2 separate regions of the Homo sapiens genome follow, and region 2 is linked to region 1. Evidence: chromatin loops called from intact Hi-C (ENCODE). Cell type or tissue: CD14-positive monocyte. All regions are shown on one strand. Each heading gives the region's core, and the rest is flanking DNA. Links, peaks and the distances in the headings are about the cores only.

The links. Hi-C counts contacts between places; a loop is a spot of excess contacts. Peaks named below come from ENCODE experiments on the same cell type or tissue, not always from the same donor. Only the 100,000 strongest peaks of a DNase experiment are listed, where the experiment ranks them.
Region 2: it touches region 1 in a loop (2.1-fold over the local background); 18 of 110 quality-filtered maps call a loop at or near these places.

The regions. Positions count from the first base shown.
Region 1 is chr6:17,992,143-17,994,952 of GRCh38, reverse strand. No RefSeq gene overlaps it. Among named protein-coding and RNA genes, the nearest start is that of KIF13A, 5.9 kb to the right of the region's middle. RefSeq lists an enhancer at 1,368-1,417. In CD14-positive monocyte, for the core only: no CTCF peak of the experiment used is centred there; a DNase peak (open chromatin) is centred at 1,282; H3K4me3 peaks cover 498 bases; H3K27ac peaks cover 2,025 bases.
Region 2 is chr6:17,907,997-17,910,806 of GRCh38, reverse strand. The region is part of intron 2 of KIF13A (kinesin family member 13A); the gene reads left to right. Among named protein-coding and RNA genes, the nearest start is that of KIF13A, 78 kb to the left of the region's middle. In CD14-positive monocyte, for the core only: a CTCF peak has its summit at 2,621; a DNase peak (open chromatin) is centred at 1,756; H3K4me3 peaks cover 2,073 bases; H3K27ac peaks cover 2,500 bases.

The sequences.
Region 1 (2,810 bases), core at 179-2,678:
GCCTCAGCCTCCTGAGTAGCTGAGACTACAGGTGTGTACCACCACGCCCAGCTAATTTTTGTATTTTTAGTAGAGACAGAGTTTCACCATGTTGGCCAGGCTGGTCTTGAACTCCTGACCTCAGGTGATCCACCCGCCTCAAACTCCCAACGTGCTGGGATTATAGGCATGAGCCACTGTGTGTGGCCTACCCCTTACTTCTGTCAAAAGGATTATCATCTTTTCTATCTCCCATAAATTTTGTAACTCTTTTGTGGAGACTACATATTGCATTGAACTGTAAAGCATAATATTTAGTGTTGTTTATATTGCTTATATTTTTTGTGCCAGAAAAATAGAGACGAGTCAAGGCAAATCCATTATCACCCTTAGAAAAACCACTCACGTGCACATTCCAATTATGTAGGTCGGCAGCTTTATTTCGGAAAACACATCTGAAGCAGTCACAGTGTGGAAGTGAGAGCTGTGGTTTTTGAAGACCTGCATTTAAATCCCAAGGCCATCACTTCCCAGGTATGTGACCTTGGGCAAGCTGCTTAAATTGTCTCTTTACTTTTTACCGGTTAGTTATAATGAAGGATGACAATAATAGTTTGTGCCTCATAGGGTTATTGAGAGGATTAAATAATGAAACTATGCTTGGTAAGTAGTCAGTGTTTAATAAATGTTATCTACTGTTAACTGTTGTGAAATATAAATGTTCTTGTAATAAATGGTTTGGAGTCCCTCCCTGGGGGAGAATTCTTTTTCCCTTTTCCATTGATGCTTGGCTTGACCGTGTGACTTCCTTTGTCCAATGAAAATTGAGAAGGGATGGGTACCATTCCTTTCTTTTTCTTTTTTCTTTTTCTCTTTTTTTTGAGACAGAGTCCTGCTCTGTTGTCCAAGCTGGAATGCAGTGGCATGGGCTTGGCTTGCTGCAACACCCACCTCCTGGGTTCAAGCGATTGTCCTGCCTCAGCCTCCCAAATACTGGGATTACAGGCGCTGCCACCACGCTTGGCTAATTTTTTGTATTTTTAGTAGAGACGAGGTTTCTCCATGTTAGCCAGGTTGGTCTAAACTCCTGACCTCGTGATCTGTCCGCCTCGGCCTCCCAAAGTGCTGGGATTACAGGCGTGAGCCACCGTGCCCAGCCAATGTGTACCATTTCTGAGCAAAACTTGAGGAGCTATTGTGTGGTCTGCCACCTTCTCCTTTCCTTCTGTTACAAAACCAGCGTTGACTCAGCTAGGGGCTGTTTCGTCAGCCTAGGACTCAGAAAGAAAATGATAGAAGCAAAACCACAAGCAGGCTGTGATGGACAAGTCATGCGTGTAGGGCATAAAGCTTTTTGTAAGCCACTGAGATTCAAGCGTTGTTGGTCACCATGTCATAACTTAGCCTAGGCTGACTCATGGTTGTTAAACTAGTTTATAGAAAGCCTCTTATTTAAAAGTATTTGACTGTTCTATGATTATTCTTTGATTCTCTGCAGACTTAAGACATTAGCAATTTTTAGATCAGCCTGGCAGCCTGATCTGCTACTTCTGACTGAAATAACTTTGGAACTTAGTCTTACATCTGAAATGGGATGATTCCAGAGTCCTTGGGATGTTTGTTATCTATCAGTTGTCTGCCAGTTCCTCAGAACCCATGGTGTTTCCAGTTTCTAAAGTAAAGCTATGCTAACAAGCTCTTCCTGACAAAGGAGCATAGACCAGGGCCCTCTTAGTGACTAGTACGCATGGCTGTATTCGTTGGCATATGGTGATCTGTGGGCATTGTAAGGCTGGCTGATGGCTGGGCCAGAGTGTTCTGTCAAGCAAGCCTCACCGGTCTTTCCATACCTCAGCCCCAGTCCAGGGCCTCTAGCCAGGCTGGGCCAGCTCTCTGATGGGCCTTTACCTGTATGCAGTGGGCCCACACTCTGAGCTTCTTCTCCTCGCTGACTCCAGAATGGGATACTGTCCAGCATCCCAAACTCTCCTGTTGTCATGATAGAAAAGTCCTTGCATCCCTCCTGAGTAGCTGGGACTACAGGCACACACCACCAGATTGTTGTTGTTTTAAGACACTAAATTTTGGTGGGATTTACTACAACAGTAACCAGAACAGCATGTTCTAGGGGAATGGAAGTCTTCAGAAGGACATGAAAGCCAGCCTCAAGTATCTGAGGGGCTTCAGGTATAGCAGGAGTTAGATTTGGAGGCTGGGCATGGTGGCTCATGCCTGTAATCCCAGCGCTTTGGGAGGCTGAGGCAGGTAGATCACTTGAGGTCAGGAGTCTGAGACCAGCGTGGCCAACATGGCGAAACCCCTTCTCTACTAAAAATACAAAAAATTAACCATGTGTGGTGGTGTGTGCCTGTAATCCCAGCTACTCGGGAGGCTGAGGCAGGAGAATCACTTGAACCTGGGAGGCGGAGGTTGCAGTGAGCCGAGGTTGCGCCACTGCACTCCAGCCTGGGTGATACAGCCAAGACCCCATCTCAAAAAAAAAAAAAAAAAAAAAAAAAAAGGGAGTTAGATTTGGCATGGGAAGCAGGAGAAGGCAGCACTTCTGTCACTAGGTGGAATGCCCAGGGATGCAAATCTGATTCTTCATGGAGGCCTTTCCTAGGCGAAGAACTTGAGGAGTCCCCTGACTGAGTTCAGCTTCTCTTCCAATTTGAGAACTCTGTCAGCGGAATCCAAGCACGGAATGGGTGGCCGTTTTGGGGGCTGTTGTAAAAAGGTCCACAGGACTCCCAAAGGCCCTTCAAACGCTAAAAAGACATAATTCCTAATGATGTAAGGCTAAACTGTTTTGAAAAAGAAATGTTTAGTAA
Region 2 (2,810 bases), core at 216-2,715, 84 kb after region 1:
TGGGCAACAGAGCGAGACTCCGTCTCAAAACAACAACAACGACAACCAAAAAAAACCTTGAATTTATTAGAAACCCTGTGGTGAGAATTTTAAGACTTTGCTGTTACTGACTTTATTTCAGAAGTTTATTGCTTCTGTTATAAAGTTGGCACATCTTTATTGCAGACAACATTTTTGACAAAAACTAACAGTTAATTTAAAAAATTTTTTGACAAAAACTAACAGTTAATTTTAAAAAAAATTGTCTTACTATTCATTTCATTGGACTTCAGTAGTCAAACTATTAAACTATAAATGCTTGATTCTGGCCTGTAGGATACCTCTTACATTGGTAATAATATCCTACTTTTTGGTACTCAAAAATTCAAGCTGTTTTGGGAAAGGAAACTGAAAGCTGTTTGGTCCCTTGGTTTCTGTTTCTAATTTTGGAAATACACATATAGACCATGTGTTTGCTTCACCTTTTATTGCCAGCTTTTCAGGTCATGAGACGGTACTTCTAGGTTCTCTATCTTTTCAGGTAATGAGACAGTACTTCTATGTTCTCTAGCTAGCGATATGGGTAATACCCACTACTTATCAAATTGAGAAAGTAAATGCACATTTTAAAATGTTGGATCTATTTTTAAATACGGACTATTGTTAAATTTTAGACTGTTATTCCTATGTCCATTTTGTCAGTTACCTTGGCCTCAGTTTCACTGTCATGGAGCTGTATTGTACCTTACATGTAGGTATGGCTGTATGTGAGACCAGATGTCAGGTGTGGTTGTCCTGAAGTGTTTGTAGCATACTGCTCTTGGCTCTTTTCTGAAGAAATTAATATCATAGTTTAGTTCTTATAAATGTGTCCAACTTTATACATATTTATATAATTCTTTCCAGAGTTTTTTTTCCCCACTCTCTCTCTCTTTTTTTGTTTTGAGACGGAGTCTCACTCTGTCGCCAGGCTAGAGTGCAGTCGTGCAATCTCGGCTTACTGCAACCTCTGCCTCCCAGGTTCTCCTGCCTCAGCCTCCCAAGTAGCTGGAACTACAGGCACGCACCACCACACCTGGCTAATTTTTGTGTTTTTAGTAGAGATGGGGTTCACCATGTTGGCCAGACTGGTCTTGAACTCCTGACCATAAGTGATCTGCCTGCCTTGGCCTCCCAACGTGCCGGGATTACAGGCATGAGCCACCATACCTGGTCCCCCATTCTCCATTCTTTCCCTTCCTCTATCATACATATTTTCTTTAAAACCTTTTTTTTTTCCTTTTTTTTTTTTCTGAGACAGAGTCTCACTCTGTTGCCCAGGCTGGAGTGCAGTGGCGTGATCTTGGCTCACTGCAACCTCCGCCTCCTGGGTTCAGCGATTCTCCTGCCTCAACCTCCCAAGTAGCTGGATCTACAGGCACGCGCCACCACACCCGGCTAATTTTTGTATTTTAAGTAGAGACAGGGTTTCGCCATGTTGGCCAGGCTGGTCTCAAACTCCTGACCTCAGTTGATCCACCCGCCTCGGCCTCCCAAGGTGCTGGGATTACAGGCATAAGCCACAGCACCCAGCCAAAAACCTTTCTTTTCTTCAGGGAAAGAACCCTGTTTTATAAGTTCTGTCATTCTTCAGCTCCCCAGTACCCTTTTCCCAGATGAAATTTAGTTTCAGCAATGTTGACATTTTGCGTGTATAATTGAGGAGGACTATTTGTTGTAACAACAGCAATGGCATCTAACATTTATTGAGCAATAACTCTGCATGCTAATGATGTACAGCATTACCCACGCCACCTCATGCCATCCTTCAACAGTGCTAAAGGAGTGCTCTTCTATTCCCGCTTTAGAGGCTGAGACTCAGCGGTTGAGTAAACTTGTCCAAGGTCAACATGGCTAGATCAAGGCAGAGCTAGGATTGTTTGACCCCCAATCCTGAACTCCTCACCACTGTGCTTCATTATATCTTGTAGAATTAAGCCAAATACAGTTATGCCAGAAGGAAGTAGTTCAAATATACCAAAGTAGTCCAAAAAATCAAACCACAAGTCTGTCTGCTTCAGTACAAAATTAGTTGTTTTTCTTTTTGAGTTTTATTGAAAATGAAAATAGATTAACTGGTAATTTTTTAAAAAGAAACAGGGTTTTTTTTTTTTAAGAAGGCATATCAGGATTAGCATTTTTTAAAATTACAAGTGTATTTTGAGTTCATTTTAATTTTATTTCTTTAAGACAGTCTCGCTCTGTCGCCTAGGCTCGAGTGCGGTGGCATGACCATGGCTCACTGCAGCCTCAATCTCCCGGGCTCAAGCGATCCTCCCACCTCAGCCTCCTGAATAGCTGGGACTATAGGCACGCACCATCACACCTGGCTGATTTTTAAAAACAATTTTAGTAGAGACAAGGTCTTACTCTGTTGCTCAGGCTGGTCTTGAACTCCTGGGCTCAAGCAGTCCTCCCATTGTGACCTCCCAGAGTGCTGGTATTATAGTCATGAGCCACCATGCCCAGCCTCAATTAATTTTTAAATCTGTCAACAATATAATAAGTATCAATTGAAAGGAAGCCATTTTTTTCTTCATTCATTCCATCAGGTCTGCTTCAAGGTCTGTGACTGAAGTCCCATGTGGAAAGTCCCTTCACACTGTGGGGCAGTCGTTCAATCTTTGTAGACATGGTGGAGTGGCTAGGTGGAGGGGGCACACACTCAACAAGTCTTACAGATTTTTCCTTCAAGTTGTCTTTGTGTTCTGTCTTTCTGTCCTACTTTTTGTCTTGTCCTTGCAGTAGTGTCTTAACTTACACACGGTGAGGGCTGCAGTTGGTGCCAGGCA